2 separate regions of the Homo sapiens genome follow, and region 1 is linked to region 2. The links are chromatin loops, found by intact Hi-C in ENCODE. Cell type or tissue: PC-3. All regions are shown on one strand. Region 1 overlaps SPIRE1 (spire type actin nucleation factor 1). Region 2 overlaps SPIRE1 (spire type actin nucleation factor 1).

Region 1 (8,000 bases), 96 kb before region 2:
GTGCAGTGGCTCGATCTCAACTCACTGCAACCTCCGCCTCCTGTGTTCAAGCGATTCTCCCTCCTCAGCCTCCCAAGTAGCTGAGACTACAGGCATGTGCCATCATGCCCAGCTAATTTTTTTTTTTTTTTTTTGGTTGAGACAGGGTTTCACCATGTTGGCCAGGCTGGTCTCAAACTCCTGACCTCAAATGATTCGCGCCCCCACCCCCAGCCTTCCAAAGTGCTGGGATTATAGATGTGAGTCACAGTGCTCAGCTTGACTTTCTTCTTTAATTAATGATCTTTTCATTATATTTATATTTAAAGAATAGTACTGTATTCATAAGTATAATAAAAATGTGTAACTTACAAAACTCATTACAAAAATATTTCTTGACTATATATAGTATATGTAGTAAAGGTTAAATAGCTAAAAATGTTTATAGTAAAGGTTAAATAGCTAAAAATGGCAAAGTGTAGTCTATGTCAAGCCTATGTTGTTTTTATAGTTTTTAAATCAGATCTCCCAAATCTTGACAGAGGGAAAGTAACACATTTGGGTAAGTGGATATGGCTGGTAGAGTTGTGATATAACTAAAGGGAATTAGGGCTTGGAAGATAGAAGTTCCTGGGATGCTTCTCTGCAGGGCTCTTGTTGGCTAGGTTGTCTCATACTCAGATGCCACAGAGGGGCAGGAGATTCTAAAGAGAATGGACACAGATGTGTGTATGAAATGCATGAAAACCAGAACTCTTCAATTGATAGGGAATAGTAGAACATTTGGGATTGTCACCTGCTAGAACTCTGTTTATGATTTGGCTTGGGGAGGTTCCCCTCCAAGTTCTCATTCCTAAAATCTAGTGATATGTCTATGTATTTTTGAGCTTGTGAAGTTTAAGCAATGTTTGAATTGCTGTTACTAGGGAAAAGTTTAATCCAAATCAACCCAGTTTACAAAGAGTACTTTGACTTTCATTGTCCTTGTCTTCTAACACAGGAGTGTCAGAAATGTGGCTCCAGGCTATAAACATTTTTAGCTATTTATGTATAAACATTTAAAAATGTTTATACTATAAACATTTTTAGCTATTTATCCTTTACTACATATACTATACATAGTCAAGAAATATCTTTTTGTAATGAGTTTTGTAAGTTACACATTTTTATTATACTTATGAATACAGTACTATTCTTTAAATACAAATATTATGTCTTCTATTCCTATGGCAGCATTTCTTCTTCTTTTTTAAAATTTTACTTTAAGTTCCAGGATACATGTGCAGAATGTGCAGGTTTGTTACATAGGTATACATGTGCCATGCTGGTTTGCTGCACCTGTCAACCCGTGATCTAGGTTTTAAGCCCCACAGGCATTACATATTTGTCCTAATGCTCTTCCTCCCCTTTCCCCTGCCATCCCTGACAGGCCCTGGTGTGTGTTGTTTCCCTCCCTGTGTCCATGTGTTCTCATTGTTCAACTCCCACTTATGAGTGAGACCATTTCTAAATAGTCCTGGGCACCTCCTATCCTGTACTTGCCATCAGAATACTTCTGAAGATGACATTCTAGACAGCCACTGTTACTCAGAATTGGCACTAGAGATGAAACTTATTTGCTCTGCAAGCTTCCAGTGTTGCCAGATTACATAAAATAGATAAAAGATAATATCCAAATTTTGTGGCGGGTTTTAATCACTGATACTAGGTCCAAGGGGAGACTCTAGTCCCTGGGAAGGTGACTGGTAATAACAATCCAAGGCTGTCATTTTTTTTGAAAGGTAAGGGATTTAGTTACAAATCTAGGAAGCAAAGTGTAGTCTATGTCAAAAATAAAGTGGGAGCTTCCATTTCTGAATTAGGATAGAAGTCACATTTATGGCAAAGGTGATTGAAGGCTGAAAGTCCTAGAGCCTGGCTTGGGGCAGAGTCTGTGGGTGGGGGTCAGATAATCTCAAGGAAGAAGATGCAAGTTCTGGAGAGTGCCTGTCACACAAACGTATTGTTGGTGAATGAACAGATGAATGCTTTTTCCATGAGAGATATTTAAAATTAGAGGTCATGTCCCTGACTGTTTTTTGTATCAAATCCATAACATTCACGCTGAGGCGGGCGGATCACAAGGTCAGGAGATTGAGACCATCCTGGCTAACATGGTGAAATCCCATTTCTACTGAAAATACAAAAATTAGCTGGGCGTGGTGGTGCGTGCCTGTAGTCCCAGCTACTCAGGAGGCTGAGGCAGGAGAATTGCTTGAACCTGGGAGGCGGAGGCTGTAGTGAGCCAAGATCATGCACTGCACTCCAGCCTGGGCGACAGAGCAAGACTCCATCTCAAAAAAAAAAAAAAAAAAGCATAACATTCTTTTTTCCCTTAAAATGCAACTTGGCAAAGATGATTTTGTTGGGGGAAATTGGTTTAAGCTAATAAATACGTAGTTTCACTGTCCTAACTTTTGAAGTTCTGTTCATTGATTCCAAGTCCTCAGTGGCCACTGCACTTTAGAAATTCATGTATGAGGCTGGGTGTGGTGGCTCACGCCTGTAATCCCAGCACTTTGGGAGGCTGAGGTGGGCGGATCATGAGGTCAAGAGATCAAGACCATCCTGGCCAACATGGTGAAACCCCGTCTCTACTAAAAATACAAACATTAGCTGGGCATGGTAGTGTGTGCCTGTAGTCCCAGCTACTTGGGAGGCTGAGGCAGGAGAATCGCTTGAACCCTGGAGACGGAGGTTGTAGTAAGCCAAGATCGTGCCACTGCACTCTAGACTGGCGACAGAGCGAGACTCCATCTCAAAAAAAAAAAAAGAAAAAAAGAAATTCGGGTATGATTAGGCTGTAGAAATTTTTTTATTGCTAAATTTCAGCCTGTTAACTACAAAACTATGGGTTTTTTTTCCTAGTAATAATACAAAAATTGTCCCAGAAGCATATTTAATAAACTCCTTTCTTATAAAAGTATTATAGTTCTTAAACTAATGGTTGTTGTTGATCAGTTTTGGTCAAATGTTTGAGAATATTATTCTTGAAAACATGGAGCATGTTCAGGATGTTGTTTGTCAATCCATTAACAAATCCTGTTCTACTTCCAAATTATTTCATGAACCCTCTCCTTTTCACCCTCATTACTGCCATCTCCCTGCCTGGCCGCCCGCGTGTAGTGCTGCAGTACAATGATAGTAGCCTCCTCGCTGGCCTTGAGCTTTCCATCTGGCTGTCTCCACTACGTTCTTCACATTATAGCAAGACTGACCTGGAAACTACCTGGACGCAGCTGACCCTCTTGCCTGGTATCCTTCAATAGCTTCCCATTTTCCTTAAAGTCAAATCTGAACTCATCATACTATCCTTACAAGCCTGTGTGATCTGCCCCCTGCCTGTCTAAACACAGTTTATGTTACTCATCCACCAAACACTTCCCAGGCCTGTCACACGCCACCTCCTGCTTCCGGAACAGATTCTTCTTCCCGCCCTGCAGTTGGTTCTACCCAGCTTCAAGGTCTCTGTTTAAATATCATCTTTTGGAGGAATCTTACCTGACCACCCCAGATGGGGTCATTTCTGTTACTTTCTCTCCCTTTTGGATCCATTTATCACGAGTTCTGTTTTGTTTGATTACTTTTTTGGGGCTGTGTTCAATAAAATGTAAGCCTTATGAGGCAAGAACTGTGTCTAGCTTGTTTACTACGACAGTGTGTCATCAGTGCTTATGAGTAGTACTTAGTAGGTGGTGAATAAATATTTACTGAACAAATGAAGGTGGCAGAGGTATGCTGGCAGGAGAGCAGGGTGTATTCATTGGTATCTCAGTTTTAGCATGAAAAAGAACATAATTTCACATGGTTAGAGGGACTGAAACATTGTCTAGAATTTGGTCACATAGTAAAAAGCTGGAGAATAATTCTGAGAACCATTTATCTTAAAAGTTCCAGAAATTCTGTTTTTTTGGTAGGTATAGTTTGCCTTTTGCTTATTCAGCTAGTTTGAATCATATTGATAATGTGACTGCATGATAAGTCAGCCATATGCTGAGGTTTCTACTTTAAAGATAAGTAGCTACCTTAATTTGAAAGTATTATTTGCATTCTCTGAGCAGACCCATGGTGAAATGATCTGATTATCAATATTTAAGATTTATAATGTCTGCTGAAGATGACAGTGTTGCCTTAGTTATGAATTCTTTATGACAGACATTTTATATCAGGACTAGTTTGTTTCGTAAAGCCATTCTGTGTCAGTTTATAGGAAGGCATAGGCTTTTCTGTTTCCTGGGACATAAGGGGACTCGTCTAATAAATTTTTTTTTTTTTTTTAAAGACAATGTCTGGCTCTGTTGCCCAGGCTGGAGTGCAGTGGTACCATCTCAGCTCATTGCCTGCCTCCTGGGCTTAAGCCATTCTCCCACCTCAGCCTTTCTTTTTTTTATTTTTATTTATTTATTTATTTATTTTGAGATGGAGTCTCATTCTTGCGCCCAGGCTGGAAGTGCAGTGGCGTGATCTCTGCTCACTGCAACCTCCGCCTCCTGGGTTCAAGCAATTCTCTGCCTCAGTCTCCCGTGTAGCTGGGATTATAGGCATCTGCCACCATGCACAGCTAATTTTTGTATTTTTAGTAGAGATGGGGTTACACCATCTTGGCTAGGCTGGCCTTGAACTCCTGACCTCGTGATCCACCTGCCTTGGCCTCCCAAAGTGCTCGGATGGCAGGTATGAGCCACTGCGCCTGGCCGCATTCCTCAATTCAACAACAGCTTCTTCAATTGGAAACTACCAGTATAGCATCAAGGGATTTACACTTGACAAGTTCTGAGTCTTTCTTCAAAGGTTGGCCACTTCTGTTTTACTGCACCAGACCTAAGGAATGAATCCCTCTAAAACTTACAAATCCTGTGACTTCACCCAGAATTTTTTTTTTTGAGATGGAGTGGCGCTGTCTCGCCCAGGGTGGAGTGCAATGCCTGAACCCAGGAGGCAGAACTTGCAGTGAGCCAAGATCATGCCACTGCACTCCAGCCTGGGCGACAGAGCGAGACTCCGTCTCAAAAAAAAAATTTTTTTTGAGGAATGCATTTCCCCATTCCTCAGAAACAGTAGAAATGGTAGTTAGCCTGGACAGTACCCCTGCAGTTCCCCTCAATCCCAACAGCCACTGAAAGTGGGAATGGAGATATATTAGTCCATTCTTGCATTGCTATAAAGAACTACCTGAGACTGGGTAATTTATAAAGAAAAGAGGTTTAATTGGATCACTGTTCTGCAGGCTGTACAGGAAGCATGGCTGGGGAGGCCTCAGAAAACTTACAGTCATCGCAAAAGGTGAAGGGGAAGCCAGCACGTCCTGGATGGCTGGAGCAGGAGGAAGAAAGAGGGAAGGAGGAGGTGCTACAGACTGAAACAACCAGATCTCATGATAACTCGCTATCACAGGACAGCACTAGGGGGATGGATGGTGCTACACCATTAGAAACCATCCTCATGATCTAATCACTTCCCACCAGGCCCCACCTCTAACATTGAGAATTATAATTGAACAGGAGATTTGGGTGGGGGCATAGAACCAAACCATATCAAGAGGATTAGAATAAGAAAACCACACCAACATACATGAGGAGGAATCAGGAGCCTTAGAGTGTGCTCTTCACTCTGTCACCAACTCTGTGTCATTATGTGCAACTCATTTGACTCCTTGAGCTCTCAGATTACTCATCTGTTTTTAATTAATTAATTAATGGTTTCTGAGGCAAGGCCTTGTTCTGTCACCTGTTCTGGAGTGCTGTGGCACTATCACAGCTCACTGCAGACTGGACCTCCTGGGCTCAAGTGATCCTCCTTCCTCAGCTTCCTGAGTAGCTGGGACTACAGGCTTGTGCCAACATGCGTGGCTAATTTTTTATTTTTGATAGAAACTGGGTCTCGCTATGTTACCTAGGCTGGTTTCAAACTCCTGAGCTCAAACAATCCTCCCACCTCAGCCTCCCAAAGTGCTGGGATTACAGGCGCAAGACACCACACCCAGCCAAATTACTCATGTATAAAATGAATGGATTGAGCAAGATCATTTCCAAGATCCCTTTAAGCTCTGATGTCATGTGATTGGGATTTTTGGATTCCTAGATTAGCTTTTGAGCAGGAATTTGGATGGCAGACCTGTGTAGTTGGTCAAATACTTTGTACTTACAGCCTTTTCATATTACCGTGAGTTACTCACCAATTCAAATTGAATGACCAAGAGCTGTTGAATTCTCACAAAAATTTTTAGTACTTTTACAGCATTTTCAGTTTTATAATGCAGGTCATTGAAAAAAATCTTATTTTATAGACTCTTATGCCCTTTTGGCACTCCTCTATCATTGTTTTTAAGCACTTCATTGTTTTCTGGTACAAAAAGATGTTCCTGACTTACCTTGTAATTTCCCTGTCCCAGCCCTGAAATCAGCCAATTTCCCAAGGAATCCTGATTCTGTTGAAGGGGAATGGGCTTGGCGTGCCCCATGGGCTTCTCCCACTTTTGATGAGCAGAGCTAGGAAATGTTTTGAAGTTGTGTAATATCTCTAGTTACAGTTTGCCACCACAGGGCTCCTTTTCTTCTCACGTTAGGTTTGTGTATTCCTTCTCCCATAGTGTAAGTCATGACTCCCAGCAATATCAGTGTATTTACTCATGTGCTCATTGCTGCAATACATTAAAATAGTTTCAGAATTTTATACTACCAACAAGAAACGTACTACAAAAACTTATAGATTTCTTTGTAATTCTCTTTATCTTCAGAATATATCCTACTGAAGATGTAAACTCACATACTCTTTTTTTTTTTTTTTTTTGAGACAGAGTCTCACTCTGTCACCCAGGCTGGAGTGCACCGGCGCAATCTCGGCTCACTGCAAGCTCTGCCTCCCGGGTTCACGCCATTCTCCTGCCTCAGCCTCCCGAGTAGCTGGGACTACAGGCACTTGCCACCACACCCGGCTAATGTTTTGTATTTTTAATAGAGATGAGGTTTCACCATGTTAGCCAGGATAGTCTCAATCTCCTGACCTCATGATCTGTCTGCCTCGGTCTCCCAAAGTGCTGGGATTACAGGCGTGAGCCACTGCACTTGGCCAACTCATATACTCTTAAAGAGGCTACTCTCTGTTACAGTTTGCCTGAGTGCTCCTCTCTTCCTCCCTCTCTCTCTTCCCCCCATGCAGAGTAGGCTCTCAGTAACTGTTTGCCGAAAGGCAGTCTGTACCCTTCCTTGAGCTGTTTCTGTCCAGTAGTACTTTGCCGAGTAAAATTAATTACCAATTTTATGGGAGTTAAGTATTCTTAACTACCAAAAGCATTAATGGTCTGAACAAACAATCATATGTATAAATAAATAAAATGTATGTTATAAATCACTGTTGAATGTAGAGTTTTATGTAACAATAAATAAATATATAAGTAAAATAACAGTCTTATACTTATCAAACCCTATTATATAAACCCTTAGCTAGTAAGCTCATTTTATATATATGTTCATGTAGTCTTTATTGCTCATATATAATTTTTAATTTAATTCATAGAACCTAAGGCCCCTTATTTTCTGGTCTCAGTTTCAGCCAGTGTTTCTCATTAGGATCATTAAGAGATGAGGAGTTGTGGTTGTCTTCTTTTATTTTTTCATTTTTGTTTTTTTTTCAACCAACTCATTTCAAATAAGAAATTGTGGTTTCAATTTTATTTTTTATTTTAAGAATTGGGAGCATACAAAAGCTATTATTTGTGATTTTTCTTTTGTGATGTCATAATACAGTCTGAGGCATAGAAATTCTAGTTAAGTACTAAAAAAATAACAAGGCTGTTAGAATAACCACTGTGGGCTAGGTGTGAGGGTAAATCCTGGGGAGAGGAAGAAGTGGGAGGATAGTATTGGGTGAAGGGAAAGGTATAGAGCTAAATGCATATTTGAATTTAGGTCAGTGAAATCTAAGTGTAGTCTGGGGAAATTAAATTTTCTAGTACTGACTGGGCATGGTGGCTCACGCCTGTA
Region 2 (8,000 bases):
GCATGATATTCATTTTGAATGCTAGTGTTGAGAAAATATTATTTCATTGGTAAAGTAGATTTCAGATTTTGTAGAGAATTTTTGAATTTTTGTAGAGAATTTTGAGTGAGGCTTTTAAGAGCTAGTCAATGACTCTCTTGTATTTAACTCATGTTAGAAACTTCTGACTTTCTTTTTTATTTGTGATGCACTTTTTTAAAAATGCGGTATTACCAGCTATAAATGAAATACTGAAAATGAAAGATTTTATTTATTTTGGGAGTAACTGATAAACATTGGAAAAGAATGGGCTAAAGGAAGGAGAGAGCAGTGAGATCATTATTGAGTCCCTGTAATAAGTCAGATATTGTACCAGGTACTTCCATGCATAGTGAATGCATAGTCTCAACAGAATCTTATTAAATGGAGGTATCATTGACATCCCCATTTAACGGATGAGAAAAGTCATCACTAAAATGATTTGTCCTGAGGCAGCTGGCTAGTGGTAAAAGTCAGGATTTAATTTTAATTCTTTGGCTTCATTGCCTGTTTGTTGTTGTTGTTGTTGTTTGTTTGTTTGTTTTTATGAGATAGAGTTTTGCTGAAGTGCAGTGGCGCAATGTCAGCTCCGCTTCCCCAGTTCAAGCGATTCTCCTGCCTCAGCCTTCCAAGAAACTGGGATTACCGGCACACGCCACCACGCCCAGCTCATTTTTGTAATTTTAGTAGAGACAGGGTTTCGCCATGTTGGCCAGGCTGATCTCGAACTCCTGACCTCAAGTGATCTGCTCGCCTCAGCCTCCCAAAGTGCTGGGATTACAGGCATGAGCCACCACGCTGGCTGCCAGTGTTCTTTAGAGAGAGAGAGAGAGACACAGAGAGAGAGAGAACAATAAAATTAAAAGGTTTTATATGTGCTTTTTTAAATATATAGCAGAAAGGCACTATTGAGAAATAAAGTGGGATTTCCTGTATTGGCCAAAGTCTGGAGCAGTTGTCGAGGTGGTATGCAACAGTGGTGTATCTACTGTTCATAAATGAGGTTCATTTGCCCGGCAGTAATATTGATGGAGGTGTGTGGTAGGGAGGGTTATCTGTGAGCTGCCTTGAAAATTCAGGGTTTGCAAAAGGTCTCTCATTTGTTTGCATCGTCTGAGAGAGATGTGTTTTCAGTGATTGAATGGAACTAGAGAAGTGTGTATACATGGATATGAATAGATTTTTGTTGTTGTTTAGGCTTGAGTTAATTGCTACCCGTAAGTGAGTTTTCAGTCTTTCAGATACTTGGGATGTCTGTGCATCTCTAATTAGATAAACATTGGCATAAGAGTTCTGAGAGGATATATTCTTTGATAACTATATCTGTTCTCAGAAATACCTTTGGGAAATGTGGAAAATCAACTCGGTTAATATTTTATATATGAATGGCAAATACAAATTTTAACACAAAGTATAAATCTAAGAGAATATAAAAAGGGTTTGTGTATGTGTTGTATGTTGGTTTGAGGGAAAAAATCATACTAAACATCTTATGCCTCACAATTAGTCCTAGAAAGCTCTTCATTCATCTCCATTAACCACTTTTTTAAATGTTCCTAGGTCATTGAATCTTTGGGAATTATTATTTATAAAGCACTGGACTATGGTTTGAAGGAGAATGAAGAAAGGGAATTAAGCCCTCCCCTAGAGCAGCTTATCGATCACATGGCCAACACGGTGGAAGCTGACGGTAGCAATGATGAGGGCTATGAGGCTGCAGAAGAAGGCCTGGGAGATGAAGATGAAAAGAGAAAAATCTCAGCTATTCGGTCATATAGAGATGTCATGAAGGTAAGGCAGCGTTTTATGCAGTACTTGTTTTTTTCAAGAGTTGTTATTTCTTCTTCTTTTTTTTCCCCCCCTGGAGAGATGGTCTCACTCTGTCGCCCAGGCTAGAGTGCAGTGGTGTGATCATGGCTCACTGTAGCCTCTGCCTCATGAGTAGCTGGGACTACAGGTGTATGCCACCACACCTGGCTAATTTTTAAATTTTTTGCAGAGATGAGGTCTTGCTATGTTGCTCAGGCTGGTTTTGAACCCCTGGGCTCAAGTGATTCTCCTGCCTTGGCCTCCCAGAGTGCTGGGATTACAGAAATGAGCCACTGTGTCCAAGCTGTTATTTTTTAAAAAATTGAATGGTTGACACATATCTACATTTATTTAAAAATAATAACGAGGCTGGGCGCGATGGCTCACGGCTGTAATCCCAGCACTTTGGGAGGCCGAGGCAGGCGGATCACGAGGTCAGGAGATCAAGAACGTCCTGGCTAACACGGTCAAACCCTGTCTCTACTAAAAATACAAAAAATTAGCTGGGCGTGGTGGCGGGCACCTGTAGTCCCAGCTACTTGGGAGGCTGAGGCAGGAGAATGGCGTGAACCTGGGAGGCAGAGCTTGCAGTGAGCTGAGATCACGCCACTGCACTTCAGCCTGGGTGACAGAGCGAGACTCCGTCTCAATAATAATAATAATAATAAAGAACGGTGATTCGGCATTTAATAATAGTTCCCAGATTTGTCAGCAGCCTGAACATGGACATTTATGATTGAATCATAACTCAAGAAACCGCTTTTAGATATTATATACCCCTTATCATTACATGTCATGTATCAGCTTGACTGGGCATTATATCTTCAGTTGACCTCTGTATTTCCTTTTTCTAGAGTAAAAAACAACTGTGATCCACTTACTTACATGAAGATTTTGCATCTCAAGTGTCACAGCTGATTGTTTTAGGTTTTCTTGACCTACTTAGTGGTATTTATATGTAATGAAGCAAGTTTGGTTGGTTATACTGAATTTTTCTCTTTTAAATTTTGCTATGTACTTGAAGGTCATAATTTCTACCATGCCAAATGTACAGAGATTAACATCAAACAGATCTGTCAAATTAGCCATAAAAGCATTCTGTTTTCAGTTATTTATATATGATATTTACTAGGTTTTATAAGCAGTGTCAATGGTGTATCTCTTATTTTCCAACTTTTCATAAAGGTGTTTCAGAGACAGGAATATAGAAGCACTGTGACAGTGGTAGTTTTCAGGTGTGCTGAGTGCCCCTGTTCCTTAGGCCTCCTTAGATGGTACAACTCTCAAGGACTCTGGAAAGAACTATACAAGTTATTATTCTTATGAAATTCAGATATATTCTTTAGTTCTTTTAAGATGTGTAGTGCTTCTCATTTTAAATCAGCAGGCTCTACACATAAAATACATATATATAAATACACAAACAAATAGAAATTTGATGTGTTTTATTTATGTTATGTTTTCTAGATGTTAAGGTTTATTTTTTAAAAACATGTAAACACACTTAAAGGCCAATTAAACTTTCTGCAGACCACAAATGACCAGCTTGTTCTGTGGAAGACCATTGATAAATAGTGATTGAAAAAATGAAGAGTAAAACATTTTACATTAAGTAGCAAAACCACTCATACATCTGAAAGTGAGCTAACAGTATTTTGGTGGTGTGTGTGTTGGGGGAAGTATACATAAGGAGTGGTGAAAGAGGAAAGGAACACCCACCTAACCAACTAGATCCATAAAATCAACCCTGGCACCAGTAATGTAACATGTCATAGCCAGATTGCTGTCTTAAACTACAGGTTTGGAAGATGAGATCCAGAGAGTAATTGGAATTTTAAAATTCTTATTCAATGACATTAAATATCTTAACTTATAAAAAAATTATTGGACATTTAGAAGTTTGAATGGATACCTTTTATTTTTTAATTTGAGCTACTGTGGTTCCCTAACTTATTGCTATCATTATATGAAAAATGAATAGTTAAAAGGGTGCTTACGAGGACAGGTTTTTGGCTGGGCATGGTGGCTCACACCTGTAATCCCACCACTTTGGGAGACCCAGGTGGGAGGATCACTTGAGCTCAGGAGTTTGAGACCAGCCTGGGCAACATAGTGAGACCTCGTCTCTATTTAAAAGGAAAAAAAAAAAAACGACTGGGCGCGATAGCTGATGCCTGTAATCCCAGCATTTTGGGAGGCCGAGGCAGGTGGATCACTTGAGGCCAAGAGTTCAAGACTAGCTGGCCAACATGGGGAAACCCTGTTTCTACTAAAAAAAAAAATACAAAATTAATCAGGTGTGGTGGCACATACCTGTAGTCCCAGCTAGTCAGGAGGCTGAGGCATGAGAATCTCTTGAACCTAGGAGGTGGAGGTTGCATTGAGCTGAGAGCACACCACTGCACTCCAGCCTGGGTGACAGAGTGAGACTCTGTCTCAAAAAAAGAAAAAAAAAAAGAAAGAAAGAAAAAAAATTTTTTTAAGGTTTTATAGATTGAAGGAAAACTGAAGACTACCAATTCTATTAGAAATTTTATTGGAGAATATCACAACCTCACCTGTTGTTTCTTGGTTTCCATGCTAATCAAAACTGACCCATAAAATTCTCCACATCTGTGACTGTTCTGAATGTTCCATGTAGCTGAATGAGAAGAAAAATAATTGCTGAAACATTTTACAAGTAAACGGAAATTTTAAAGTATTATAAAACCCATGATTCCTCATCGTGTAGTGCAGATATGAGTTTGTGGTTTGGTTAGCAGGTTAAAAACCTCAATTCATAAATTGACTCATTGTTTACTTTGTTGGAAGAGAAGACAAGAATTATCTGAAGAATTGTAACTGCTTTCTCCTTGTTTGAAGTAGAAATGTGAAACTAAGTTTAATTAATACAAATAATAGGATGTTTAAGAACTTGAAACAATTTGTTTTCAATTCTTAGCAAGCAAGACGCTCTTTAATGTGTAACTTTTGTCCCGGATAGTCTTTTATTTCAAGTAATCTAATAATTTGTTATGTTTTAATATGGTACATTGTAGTTGAAAAGTGCCTTTATATCCCCCTTCTATTACTGGAGCCTTAGGGTAACACTGTGAGGTAGATTGGGCAGGCATTCCAATACCCGTTTCACAAAGTAAGTCAGGGGGAGAGTAATGTTAGAAGACAGAGTGGAATGCTATCTTCAAAGTTCTAACATTAAATCTAGAATTATTTATCCAGTATAATGTCTCAACAATAAAGGTAAAATATCAGCTAGGCATGGTGGATCACTTGAGCCCAGGAGGTTGAGGCTGCAGTGGGCAGTAATGGTGCCGTTGCACTCAAGCCTGGGTGACACAGTGAGATCTTTTTTTGTTTTGTTTCTTTAAGAAAAGGTAAAATATCTTATCTGACAAACACAGAAAATTTGTCACCAGCAGACCTTGACTAAAGGCAATACCAAAGAGTATACATCAGGCAGAAGGCAGTCCATGTCTGGTAGAAACTAGGAGATGCAGAATATTTGAAGAGCAAAGAAAAATAAACATGGGCCAGACATGGTGGCTCACGCCTGTAATCCCAGCACTTTGGGAGGCCGAGACGGGCGGATCATTTGAGGTCAGGAGTTCACGACCAGCCTGGCCAACATAGTGAAACCCCATCTCTACTAAAAATACAAAAAATTAGCTGGGCATGGTGGTGCATGCCTGAAATCCCAGCTACTTGTGAGGCTAAGGCAGGAGAATGGCTTGAACCTGGGAGGCGGAGGTTGCAGTAAGCCAAGATTGTGCCCCTGCACTCCAGCCTGGGCGATGGAGCAAGACTCCACCTCAAAAAAAGAAAAATAAACATGAAAATAAATCTAAATGAATATTAACAGCAAAAAATAATAATGTCTTACATGATTTAGAATATATTTAGAATTAAAATGTATAACAGTAGCGTGGAGTTAGTGTTCTAAGACCTTGGCATTGGGAAGAGGTTAAAGCACTAATTTATTAGTGCTAACCTTTATTAGGAAAGCCACTAAAGCCTAACCTTTATTAGAAAAGCCACTAAAAATAAATAAAAGAATTTGTAAATATCAGGCCAATAGGGAAGGGGGCAGGTGGAGCTAAGAAAATTACTGGTAATCCAAAAGAAGAGATGGAAAGAATTGAAAAGGAATATAGAACAGATGGGAAAACAAATAGAAGATGGTAATTTGATACTGAAATATATTGGTAATTACATTAAATGTAAATGGTCTAAATTTATACTGCTCAATACAGTAGTTACTAGCCACATGTGACTATTAATCACTTGAAATGTGGTTAGTCTAAATTGACGTGGACTGAAAGTACAAAATCTATACTGGATTCCAAACACTTAGTACCAAAAAAAGAATGTAAAATGCCTTGTTGGCTGCGTGCGGTGGCTCATGCCTGTAATCCCAGCACTTTGGGAGGCTGAGGTGGGCAGATCATTTGAGGTCAGGAGTTCGAGACCTGACTACCATGGTGAAACCCCGTCTCTACTAAAAAGACAAAAAAGTTAGCCAGGCATGGTGCTGCATGCCTGTAATCCCAGCTACTCGGGAGGCTGGGGCAGGAGAATCACTTGAACCCGGGAAGCAGAGGTTGCAGTGAGCCGAGATCATGCCAGTGCACTCCAGCCTGGGCAGCAGAGCGAGACTCCATCTCAAAAGAAAAAAAAAAAGCCTCATTAATAATTTTTGTATTGGCTATAATTTGAAGTATTACAATAATATATATTATTGTATTGGGTTAACTAAAATATATTATCAAAGTTAATTTCACTTGTTTCTTTTTATTTTTTTTTGATGTGGCTACTAGAAAATTTAAAACTACATACATGGCTCACACTGTATTTCTGTGGATTGTACTAGCCTAAAATACTCTAATTTTTAAAAGACACAGATTTTTAGACTGCATTAAAAATACAAAATCCAATCATACATTGTTTACTGAGTAGACACTATAAATAGGACATAGAAAGCTTGAGTAAAAGAATGGAAAAATATAACATTCTAACCAAAAGAAAAGTATCACAGACATTATTTTAATATAAAATGGACCTAAAGGCAAAAAGCATTACTAGAGATAAAAAAGGATGCTTACTGATAAAAAGTTCAATTTACTAAGGAGAAATAGCATTCATAAATTTATGTGCACCTAGTAACATAGCCTGTAACAGTAGCATTGAACAACATTCAAACAAATACAACTAAAAGGGGAAGTAGACAAATGTACAACCATAGAGGGAGGTTTAAAATACCTCTCTTAGTATCAGTACAAATATAGAATATTTGGATAATGAGAATAACAAACCTGACTTAATAGGACATGCCACCCACCCACTGCAGAGTACACATTCTTTTCAGGTATACATGGAACAATTAAAAATTTCTCCGTATTCCAGGCCTTAAAGCAAGTCTTAACAAATTTCAAAGGGTTATAATTACATAGGAAATGTTCTGTTACCATGGTGGAATTAAGCCAGATATGAATAACAAAAAGATTTTATTATTTCCACATATACTTGGAAATTAAGAAACTACTTTTAAATGCCCCAAGAGTCAAAGAAGAAATCACAGTGGAAATAAACTGAATAATAACAAATGCGTGACCTATCAAAGTTTGTGGTATGCAGACCAGGCTTGGTGGCTCACACCTATAATCCCAGCACTTTGGGAGGCCAAGGCAGGTAGATCGCTTGAGGCTGAGAGCAAATATGCTGCACAAAGGGGTGATTCACACCCCAGGCAGGACAGTGCAGGATGGTGTGAGATTTCACCATGCAACTCAGCACAGCATATAATTTAAAGCTTAGGATTTATTTATTTCTGGAATTTTCCATTTAATATCTTTGGATGCAGTTGACCATAGATAACTGAAGCCATGGAAAGTGAAACTGTGGATAAGGAGGAACTACTGTAATTTAAATCCTAACAATTGCTAAGAAGAAAATGCAGAATGCAGTGATTAAAAAGTAACAGAGAGGCCAGGTGCAGTGGCTCACGCCTGTAATCCCAGCATTTTGAGAGGCCGAGGTGGACAGATCACCTGAGATCAGGAGTTTGAGACCAGCCTGGTCAACATGGTGAAACTCCGTCTCTACTAAAAATACAAAAAATAGCCGGGCATAGTGGTGCAAGCCTGTAATCCCAGCTACTTGGGAGGCTGAGGCAGGAG

Evidence for each region. Hi-C counts contacts between places; a loop is a spot of excess contacts. Peaks named below come from ENCODE experiments on the same cell type or tissue, not always from the same donor. Only the 100,000 strongest peaks of a DNase experiment are listed, where the experiment ranks them.
Region 1: a loop joins it to region 2, with 6 times the contacts of the local background. A loop is called at or near these places in 44 of 110 quality-filtered maps.

Annotation. Positions count from the first base shown.
Region 1 is chr18:12,636,166-12,644,165 of GRCh38, reverse strand. All of the region lies in intron 1 of SPIRE1 (spire type actin nucleation factor 1), which reads left to right. Among named protein-coding and RNA genes, the nearest start is that of SPIRE1, 18 kb to the left of the region's middle. In PC-3, CTCF peaks have their summits at 3,092 and 3,341; DNase peaks (open chromatin) are centred at 3,385, 3,685 and 6,085; H3K4me3 peaks cover 1,934 bases; H3K27ac peaks cover 6,161 bases.
Region 2 is chr18:12,540,483-12,548,482 of GRCh38, reverse strand. SPIRE1 (spire type actin nucleation factor 1) reads left to right here. Exons shown (of 17, transcript NM_001128626.2): 3 at 1,579-1,809. Among named protein-coding and RNA genes, the nearest start is that of SPIRE1, 110 kb to the left of the region's middle. In PC-3, no CTCF peak of the experiment used is centred here; a DNase peak (open chromatin) is centred at 4,562; H3K4me3 peaks cover 644 bases; H3K27ac peaks cover 2,086 bases.